Regions from separate parts of the Mus musculus genome. Here region 1 is linked to region 2. Evidence: chromatin loops called from intact Hi-C (ENCODE). Cell type or tissue: gastrocnemius. All regions are shown on one strand.

The links. Peaks named below come from ENCODE experiments on the same cell type or tissue, not always from the same donor. Only the 100,000 strongest peaks of a DNase experiment are listed, where the experiment ranks them.
Region 1: a loop joins it to region 2, with 3 times the contacts of the local background. A loop is called at or near these places in 1 of 42 quality-filtered maps.

Annotation. Positions count from the first base shown.
Region 1 is chr16:32,945,142-32,950,141 of GRCm38, forward strand. All of the region lies in intron 1 of Lrch3 (leucine-rich repeats and calponin homology (CH) domain containing 3), which reads left to right. Among named protein-coding and RNA genes, the nearest start is that of Lrch3, 34 kb to the left of the region's middle. In gastrocnemius, no CTCF peak of the experiment used is centred here; no DNase peak of the experiment used is centred here; H3K27ac peaks cover 2,937 bases.
Region 2 is chr16:32,810,117-32,815,116 of GRCm38, forward strand. It overlaps Smbd1 (somatomedin B domain containing 1), which reads right to left and starts at 330. Exons shown (of 4, transcript NM_001256309.1): 1 at 258-330. The coding sequence starts at 318. In gastrocnemius, a CTCF peak has its summit at 3,009 (motif pointing right); DNase peaks (open chromatin) are centred at 3,035 and 4,654; H3K4me3 peaks cover 1,246 bases; H3K27ac peaks cover 3,743 bases.

The DNA of each region.
Region 1 (5,000 bases), 140 kb after region 2:
TAATGGCATAATAAAAGTCAAAATTGAAACTTCCTATCTCGGGTTTCCTTCTACTCTCGGGAGTTCTTTCTCACATTTTCTTAATGAATCTATCTTTGCCAAAAAAAAAAAAAAAAGGAAAATTCCATATTAATCTGATAAAATATAAAATCATATGATCATGATTATCTCAACAGAGGAATAAAAATTATTAATACATTTAACACCTATTACCAATAAAAGTCTTAGCAAATTTAGAAAGTTTTCTTAATTTCATACAGAGTCAACAAAGAAAACAGTTGAAATTAGTAACAAAAAGGATATTATTTCTTTTATTCAGCATTATACTTGATGTTCTAACAAACAGGGTGAGGAAGTTGCGTAAATACACAAGAAGCACAGAGGAAGAAACAAAGGCTCCATTATTCATAGCGCCATGGAAACAGTCTAAAGGGATCAGCAGACGAGTTTTGAACTAAAAGTTTACTAGGGCTTTCAGATACGAGATCAACATAGGACAATTATTTTACTTCTCTGTGTAACAAGTGGTTAGAAATATGTCACTCATGAAATAGTAGAATCTGGGAATATATCTCTTTTGTAAAATCTCTAAGACAAATTATGAGACTTTTGTTAAAGCGTGTCTTTTCTGGGGAGATAAGCTGTGCTTTTAGACCGAAAAGCTCAGTGTTGTAAGGATGTTCTGTCTTTCCACATTGTTGGAATTGATGTGATTTGGAAAAGCTCTCAAAAAGTGTTCTTTCTTTAAGATTTAGCAAGTTCATTTTAAAACACAAAGAGAAATGCAAAGGACCTGGAAACCGAGATAGTAGGTTAAGAATACCCAGGAGCCTGGTGCAGCAAATGCATACCTTTAGCTAACTAGGGAGGCAGAGGCAGGAGGAGGAGTAGGAGGTCCTTGCCATCAGGCAGGCATGGTGCAGGAGGAGCTGAGAGTTCTGCATCTTGATTTGACTGCAGCCAGGGGAAACTGACCCTTCCATACTGCGTGGAGCCTCAGAGCCCACCCCTACAAATGATACACTTCCTCTAACAAGACCATACCTCCCAACATTACCAGTCCTTATGGGCCAAGTATATTCAAACCACCACACCAAATGTGGTATACATCTACAATCACAGCACTAGAGATACTAAGGCAGAATGCTGTATTCAAGGTTAGCCTTCATCAAAAAGCAAGACTAGTGCATAAATAAAAATTCAGTTTTGTAAGCTGTCTCCAACTTCACTTTGTTACCCAAACAAAGATTACTGCATCAAACTTAATATTGAAGCAATCATTTTGTTTTATTTACTTGTGTAAATGGGTGTTGTGTCTGCATGTATGTTTGTGTATCATGTGAGTGCATGTTGCTCTCAAAGACAAGATGAGGGAGTCAGATCCCCCGGGACTGGAGTTATAGATGGTTATGAGCCACCATGTGGGTACTGGGAATCAAACCCAAGTCTTCTGGAAAAATAGCCAGTGCTCTTAACTGCTGAGACATGTCTCCAGCCCCATATTGAAGCATTTTATAATTGACATTAATAATTCCTTTTATTCTTCCAGCTTTTAAAATTGAATTAAATTGTAGCTGATAAAGTAATTATTGTACTTTGTACTAAAGACATTCACAATATGTATGTGAAGTGTTTATCCTTAAATATATCAAATTATTTATAATTTTATGTTGTAATTCTTTGGGAAGAAGAGGGTCTATATTCCCTCGCCTCGAGATCATTTTTATGTGAAACTTGCCTTTGCACAATTGCATTTTACATTCACAAGACAATATGTGCATTTAGGAGGTGCGTTGGCAAGATGGTGGTCTCTTTCTTAAATTACAGCCACTTGGTAGGCAAGCAGGAGACTTCCTTGGTGAGCATAGGATTCCCTGATGTAGTGGCCCTGAGAAGTGAGAGTCAGAGGCTTTTGCATGATGATCTCGACCTTTGAGCTCACAGAAGGAAATCTCTTTTTTTTTTTTTTTTTTTTTTTTTTTGGTTTTTCGAGACAGGGTTTCTCTGCATAGCCCTGGCTGTCCTGGAGCTCATCTTAATGGCAGCATTGCTTCTACTATTCCGTGTGAATATCACTCAGTGCACCCTTTCGGAGTGACTTGAGCTTTGAGGATGAGGAAACCCATCAACTGAGAAAGAAAAACCACACCGGGTGTGGTGTGGTAGCCACGCCTTTAATCCCAGCACTTGGGAGGCAGAGGCAGGCGGATTTCTGAGTTCGAGGCCAGCCTGGTCTACAAAGTGAGTTCCAGGACAGCCAGGACTATACAGAGAGACCCTGTCTCAAAAAACAAACAAACAAACAAACAAAAACAAACAAACAAACAAAAAACAAGAAAAATCGCTTGCTAAACTCAGAACATGGGACAAGAATGTGAATGAGGAGACTGGAGTAAGCTAGCTGTAGAAGTAGAGCCAATGACTGGGACAGACAAACAAGTCAGTCTCAGGAAACAGAGTAGCATGCTTCTAATTATAGCATAAAAGAATTTTGAAATGAGAGGAAGTATGATCATTTATACAGAGGATTTTTATAGAAATACTCATAGTTGTGACTTAGATTTTATAGAAGAGTCTGTTGAACAGAGAAATATGCAAAGAAAGCAAGTGGAGGCGCCACTCATGAGGGTACAATGCAGGGGACCTTTCCAGTTTGGAACAAGGATTGAAATTGCTGGAGGGCAGTAAGATGGTCTAGTGAGCAGGGGCACGAGGTGCCAAGCCTCACACCCCGAGTTCGCTTCCCAGAGCCTATGAGGCCAGAGAGAGCCAGCTCCAGCCAGTCGTCCTCTGAGCTTCACACCTATGCTCGGCATGTACGCCTTCTTTCCCTTCCTCACTCCCTCTCTCCCTCCTCCTCTCCCTCCCTTTCCCTCCTCCCCTCTTCTCTCTTTCTATCCCCCCCCCCCCCCAGTGTCTCCCTCCCTCTCTGTCATACGCTTGGGTAAGAAAGTAGTAAAGTAACATGTAGGGATTATTGAGAAAGCAGTGCGCCCACCCCTGCCCAAATGGCAGCTTCCGACCCTTGCAGCTACGCAGGCTAGGCAGGCATGCATGGGTGGGTTCTCCACGTCCTCCATCCACTGCTCTTCAGTCCCCAGCTTCCGACCCTTGCAGCTACGCAGGCTATGCAGGCATGCATGGGTGGGTTCTCCACGTCCTCCACCCACTGCTCTTCCTAGTCAGGGCTTCTCACCAGGATTCCCACCACAGACTCTTGAGTGTTGTCCTTTTCCCCAGAGAACAGAAGAGAGAAAAATGGTGTGAGGCACACAGATCTGAGGTGTGTTTGGCTGACTAGATGGATATGGGAGGGTGGCTCTCTGCATTCCTGAGTGGACAGGTGAGCTAGAAGCTAGAGCAAATGCAGCCTTAGGTTTGTTTGTTTGTTTGTTTGTTTTCTTTAGTAAGAGACACAATTTCTGATTGCCTTTGTTCATTTCCCTCCTCTCTCTTTCCGTGTGTGTGTGTGTGTGTGTGTGTGGGTGTGGGTGTGGGTGTGTTATAATTAGTTGAGGGGCAGGCAGGCAGGGAGAGTGGGCCGGGGTATCAGAATCAGAGCGAGCAGGCATATGGATGCCATGGCACACGTGGGTACATTTCAGTTCTTTCCCTCCTCTATGGCATCAGGGAGCGAACTCAGGCTGTTGAGTATGTGAGCAAGCCATCTCAGCTGGCTCCTTCACTCCTGTTTTGTTGTTGTTGTCTCGAGATAGGATCTCTGGATGTAGCCCAAGGCTAGCCTCAAACTCAAAATCTGTCTCAAGCTCCTGAGTGCTAGGATTACAGATTTGTGCCCTGATGTTCTGACCTTTTATAAAGATAGCCACTGGGATCCAGTAAGGTGCTCTGCAGGGCAGAGGCCCTGCTGCCCATCCTGGCAACCTGAATTCAGTCCCCAGGAAACCACATACACACACACACACACACACACACACACACACACACACACGTAAGCAACAACCAAATTATTCTTAAAATTGATAGTCGCTTATGTTCTATATTCATTAATTCATTGGGAGTTTTAAAATACTGATACCCTGGTTGGTTGGTTTGTTTTTGTTTTTGTTTTTACCTGTAACTAGGCTATTTTCATTTCCTCATTTACCTCTGGTTAGAATCTCTAGGTTACTCAGTGATATCTTCACAGAGAAAAAGCAAAGTAAATGGTTGATTCTTTTAATCAGTTCATAAGCTAATGAATTGGTTCTCTGTCTCTTTGGGGCATATATCATTTTAAAATCATGAATTAATGTGCATAATGGATTTATTAACTCTTTTGAAAATTTTTAAAAAAAATTAAAGTGGGAGGTGATCTTGCACTCTGTTTTGAAAAACAAAAAAATAAGTTTGGTTTTGGTTTTGGTTTTTGGTTTTTTTTTAGTGTGTGTGTGCATGTGCACACACCAGCCTACAGAGACCAGAAGAGAGCATCATATCCCCTAGAGCTAGAGTTACAGGCAGTTTTGATCTGCCCACTGTGGGTTCTAGGAACCAAACTCTGGTGGTCCTTTAGAAAAGCAGCAAGAATTCTTAACTAGTGAGCCATTTCTCTAGCCCCTTAACTACTATTTTTATTGAGGCTCACATTGTGTCATTGGGACCAAAAAAGGCTCCTGGGTGTGTTTTAACAAAGAACGGTAACTTTCTTTAGTAGAGAGTTGGGCATGGTTCAGTTGGTAAAAAGTTACTTGCTGGCCAGCCCTGACATCCTGATCTCTGGCTCCTTCAGTGGACGGAGAGCTGTTCTCTCACCCCTATGAACACATCATGGCCTTCTCTCTCCCCGTCCCCCCTTCTCTCTCATACATGCATAGGAAGATGGGTATCTTTGTATCTGATGACATTTGGAACTTAGTGATGCAGCTTTGATAAAATGAGTGGCCAGTGTCTTAGAATGTGTATTACTCACAAAGAATAACAATTTTATTTTTTGTATGTGTGGAAAGTGAAAAGGAAACATTTTCTAGCAGCTGTTTAAAGGTATGTGTTTAATGGGT
Region 2 (5,000 bases):
CACAGCCTTCCCAAGCAGGCTCCAAGCTTGCTGCAGAGACAGCTGTGTGGACACACCCAGAAGCCACACCAAGCACATTTAGGATACAAGTGATGTCTGAGTAAGTGGGTTACCTGATCAGATCAGTGAGTGGGTTCTAGCCATCAGAAGGTGGCGTATCTGACCAGAAATAAATAATATTGATTGACTAAATGAAATGAGAACAAACACAGGGTCTCTTTGACCTCTCAAATAGGGGTCAGCTCAGTTCTCCTCACCTGCCTTCTGGTTTGGAATCACAGGGCCCAGCCACAGCAGGAGGAGAAAGGCAAACCACATGGCTTCAGGCTCAATAGATGCAGAAGTGCTTCAGGGATCAAGGTCCAGCTCCAATAGCTACTCACTGGAGAGCACTTGTCCAGTGTCTCCACACAGAGGAGGAGCCAGGTGACACCTGGTGATTGGCAAGGGGGTGGCACCGTGGCTGTGTGGCACAGGTGTTTCAGCTGCTGGGATTGACTTAGCCAAACAGAGGTAATTTTTATATCTTTTTATACCCACGCTCTGGGAAGAATCTGAAATGCCAAAGTGGCAGAGGGCCTCCGTGCGTATCTGACCTTCCCATTTTATAGACAAGGACACTGAGGCCTGGGAAGACAAAGGATACTTTGGACTCACACAGTTTAATATGGAGAGCTGAGGTGACAGCGCTGGTCCCCCAGCTCCCTGTCCAGTGCTGTCCCAATCAAAATGAGAGATATAGTAAGAGTGGTCCCATCAGCTACAGCAATGAGCGGGGCACCTCAGTTCCCTTGCAGAGACCCTGCGCCTGGCAGAACTGTTACAGTTCTGACATAAAGCTGAAGGTTGAGGCAAAGTCATCTCAAGGTTAAGGGATAAAGAAATTTTCCCTTAGCTCCTATTTAAAAATGCAAAGAATCGACTCTGTTGGGCATTCAGAAATGACTATGATTTGAAATTGGTTACGTCTTTGGCCCAAACAGGTTCTAATCAATCCCTGAATGCATCAGAGGCTCTGCTTTTGAAGGGATGGTGGGTGCCTAAGACAGAGAATAGCCACTCCTAACCCCACCCTGTGACCTTCCACTGGAAGCTGGTGAAAACACTCACCCTAAATCTGGGCCACACCTGGCAGCAGCCCTCGGAAAAGATCACGGACAAAGCAGGGGTTTGGGGTTTTTGGTTTGGTTTGGTTTTTTGCCTGCCTACCCTCATTCTTGCTGGCAAGTTCATCTATCCTGCTGCTGAGACATTCTTTCTCTATTAGAGCCCACTTCTTTGGGACCCCATCACAGGGTGAAGACCAGCTGAGACAGCCAGCCTCATGGATGGAACAACTGCCGGATTCTTGGCCTTTCCATCAGGCAACAGCCAATGCTGGACTAGCCAGACCAGAGCCTGTGTGCCATTTTAATAGATCCCATTTTAATATACATAAATTCTACCAGTTCTGTTTCTCTAGAGAACTCTGATATAACACCCCATTTCTCTCTGGCATTTTTACTTATGCTTTTTAAATTTATATTTTAGCTATCATAGGGGAGGGGGCACGCATACACACACGCATTTGGATGCCAAAAGACTAGTTTTGAGAATCAGCTCGCTCCTTCCATCATGGGTTCTGAGGCTCAAACTCAGGTTGTTAGGCTCACAAAGTGAGCACTTTATCCTCTGAGTGTCCTCACCTGCCCCTTCCTACCTTTATTAGATTTTTTTGTTTGTTTATGTGGCAACAACAATCACCAGGTAAAGACATGCAGATAAAGCAAATGGCGGTATGCTGAGCCTGACAGGACAGAAGGATGGAAGGAGCCTGGGCCGCAAAGGAATCACTATGTAAGCAAACCAGAGGCATCAATTGGTGTGCTTCCCCTGGGGCTCTTGAAATGTTAGGAAAACAAACTGTCTTTTGTCTGGTGTCTTGGTAGGGTTCCTGCAATGTGTAGCTGGAAGCATAATGGTATAATAATAATCTTTAAAAGTGCAGAAGCTGGGATGGAAAACTGGCTCTCAGGGAGCCAGTGGCCAAGAAGGCTATGATTTAGCGAGACCCGCTCTCTAAACTAGCTAATAAAATAGAAGAGATCTGTCTTCTCACAGCCCCAGAGGTCAAAGTCATACACCATGTGTCAGCAGGGCTCACTCCATTATTCTAGATTTGTTTTTAGAAACAAATTCCTTGGGACTTTCTACATAACCGTGACATCTGCAAACACAGATCTATCTCATTTCCTTTTCCCACCTTTTTAGAGTGGCTAGAACTTGTTTCACTGTGATGAGTTAAAGTGTTGAGAGTGGACAGCTTTCCTTTAGTCCTACTATTGGGGAGAAAGCATGCGGCTTAAGTATAATGGGAGCTGCAGGCATAATACTCATATTCCAGTGAGCTCATCGACTTCTCAGGGCCTTGGGTTGGGTTACATGAAGAGACACTTTTTTTCCTTTTAAAGACGAGGTTTCTCTGTGTATGTAGCCCTGGCTGTCCTAGAACTCACTCTGTAGACCAGGCTAGCTTTGAACTCACAGAGATCTGGCTGCCTCTGGTGTCTTGCCTCCACTAGTTCTGGGATTAAAGGTGTGCACCACCACTGCCTGGCTAGAAGGGAAATTTTTTTAAAGATTTATTTTATTTTATGTATATAAGTGCACTGTAGCTGTCTTCAGACACACCAGAAGAAGGCATCAGATCCCATTACAGGTGGTTGTGAGCCACCATGTGGTTGCTGGGATTTGAACTCTGGACCTCTGAAAGAGCAGTCAGTGCTCTTAACCCCTGAGCCATCTTTCCAGCCCTAGAAGGGGATTTTTTTTTTCTTCTCTCAGAGGTCTATGGGTGTCGCCCTGATGACTTCAACGGGGAGGGGGGGGTGTTTCCATGTAGTAGAAGCAAAGACTTAGGTGTGGCTTGTCTAGATGATTTGACTATCTCTTCACCCATCTTGCGGGGATGCCTCCCTTGAGAGCCCAAGGGGAGGAAGAGAGAGAAAACAAGTTGGGTATAACATCTGCAATACCAGCAGATGGCGCCACCAGCACAGGACAGTGTCCTTCCTCTCTAAGAGAAACTGCTTGCTGCATCGCTACTTCAAATATTTCTCAGGCATCCAGAAGGGCCACACTGCGAAGAGTCCACTCGGGTTACCCCTCCAGATGGCACAGGGACCCTCGGGCCTACGTATTTCTAAGGAAGTGGGAATAGGAAGGAAGTAGTATTTGGCTTAATTGAGGGTAGCAGATGTTCAGAAGTTGGCAGAACGTGCAGTCATTGTTTTGGAGGTGTTTGGCCATTAAAGAGGAAATAACTTGGAGGAAAGTAAACTTAAGAGATAAATATTTTTAAAATATTTATTTATTCCGACTTTTAATTAATAAATGTTTGGTGGCTGAATGTATGTGCATCCCACATATGCAGGGCCTGTAGGGGCCGGAAGAGGGCGATAGATTCCCCGAACTGGAGTTAGAGTAATTTTGAGCTGCCACGTGTGTGTTGGGAACTGACCTCAGGTCCTCTTCAAGAACAGTGAACGCTCTTAACTGTGGAACCATCTCTCTAGCCCCAGTCTGGATTTTTAAAATGGAAAAAAAAAACGTGTCAACACTTTATTATTAGTGCCTCTACTCTCGGTGAGAAGTTAAACACACAAGAAATGGCCACAAGAGATGAAGCCAAATTCTCCCAGGAGAGCACTTCATTTTCTGTGCACATTGGTCTATGGAATATTTTTGTTTGGTTTATTTGTTTGTTTATAAAATAGGGTCTGGCTATGTAGTTTGTGCTGGCCTGGAACTCAGAATCTAGTCTCAGCCTCTGGGGTGCTGGGATTACAAATTGCACCACCACACCCAGCTGGCTGGGTGGGGTCGCCTTCCAGTCTATTTGGCTTTTTAGCACAATCCACAGAGGCTTCTGCATCCTAGCCCCTGCAATTTAGCGACAAGGTAGAAGAATAGAGATGTGGCCTGGCACAGAGGAGCTCTGGCAGAGTGAGGAGGGCATCTGTTCTGGATGCCACCATTTCTTTGTGATGTGGGGTAAATGAAAGGATCCGTGGAGTGGCAGTTAGGAAAGGTTTGGGGTGGTCCCTGTTAAGAATGGAAAAGTGGGGGACTGGAGAGACAGCTCAGCATTTAAAATTGCATTTGGCTCCTGTTTGGTCCCAGTGCCCACAATGGTACTCAAACTACTAGTAACTGTAGCTTTAAAGGATGCTATGCCTCTGCCACTGGCACACACGCGTGCATATTGCTTCCCACCCCTCACAGAGTGCACACATACTTTAAAATAATAAAAAGGAATCTTTTTAAAAGAACAGAAAAGTGAACCTTCTAGAGACAGTAGACAGTAGCTTTGGCCTGAAACCTAATGTGAGAGACCATGATTTAAAAAGAGATTATTCCACATCTGTGAGCGTCCTTCCGCAGCACGGAAAGTGAAATTGGGAAGTTCCAGAAGATGTCACCAGGGATAGCGTAGACATGGGGAAGTGGGATGGAATGGCAGGAACTGACTGGGCGGTGTGCAAGGAGCTGGACTTCAGGTCACAGGGATTGAGGTGAAAGATCTTTTCAGAGTGGCCACCTTCACCGCCTTGAACGCTGGGTGTGGCTGGGCGCCCCTTGGCAGCGGCAGGTGAAGGAGGCTCGCGCATGCGTGGAAATCACTGCAGCGAGGGAACAGTACCAGCTCCCTGATCTTACAGCACTGAGGACTTCCAGAGAGACAGAGCTTTATCAAACGAGCCGGGACCCCCATACGGTGGAAGCAGAGAACCAACTCCTGCAAGTTGTCCTCTGAGCTTCACATATGCACAGTGGCACAGCCCTCCCCCCTCCCCCCCCCAATGAAAAAGATAATTAAAAAATGTAAAACCAAGCTGGCGGGTGGAAGTGAGAGGCTTGCGTTTCATTTCGTTTTGTTTTAACGACCAGCTGACCCTTTGCAACAAGGGACACGTTTCCATTGCCTCGGAAAGTGGAGGTTCTAGAGTGTGGGCTCTTTA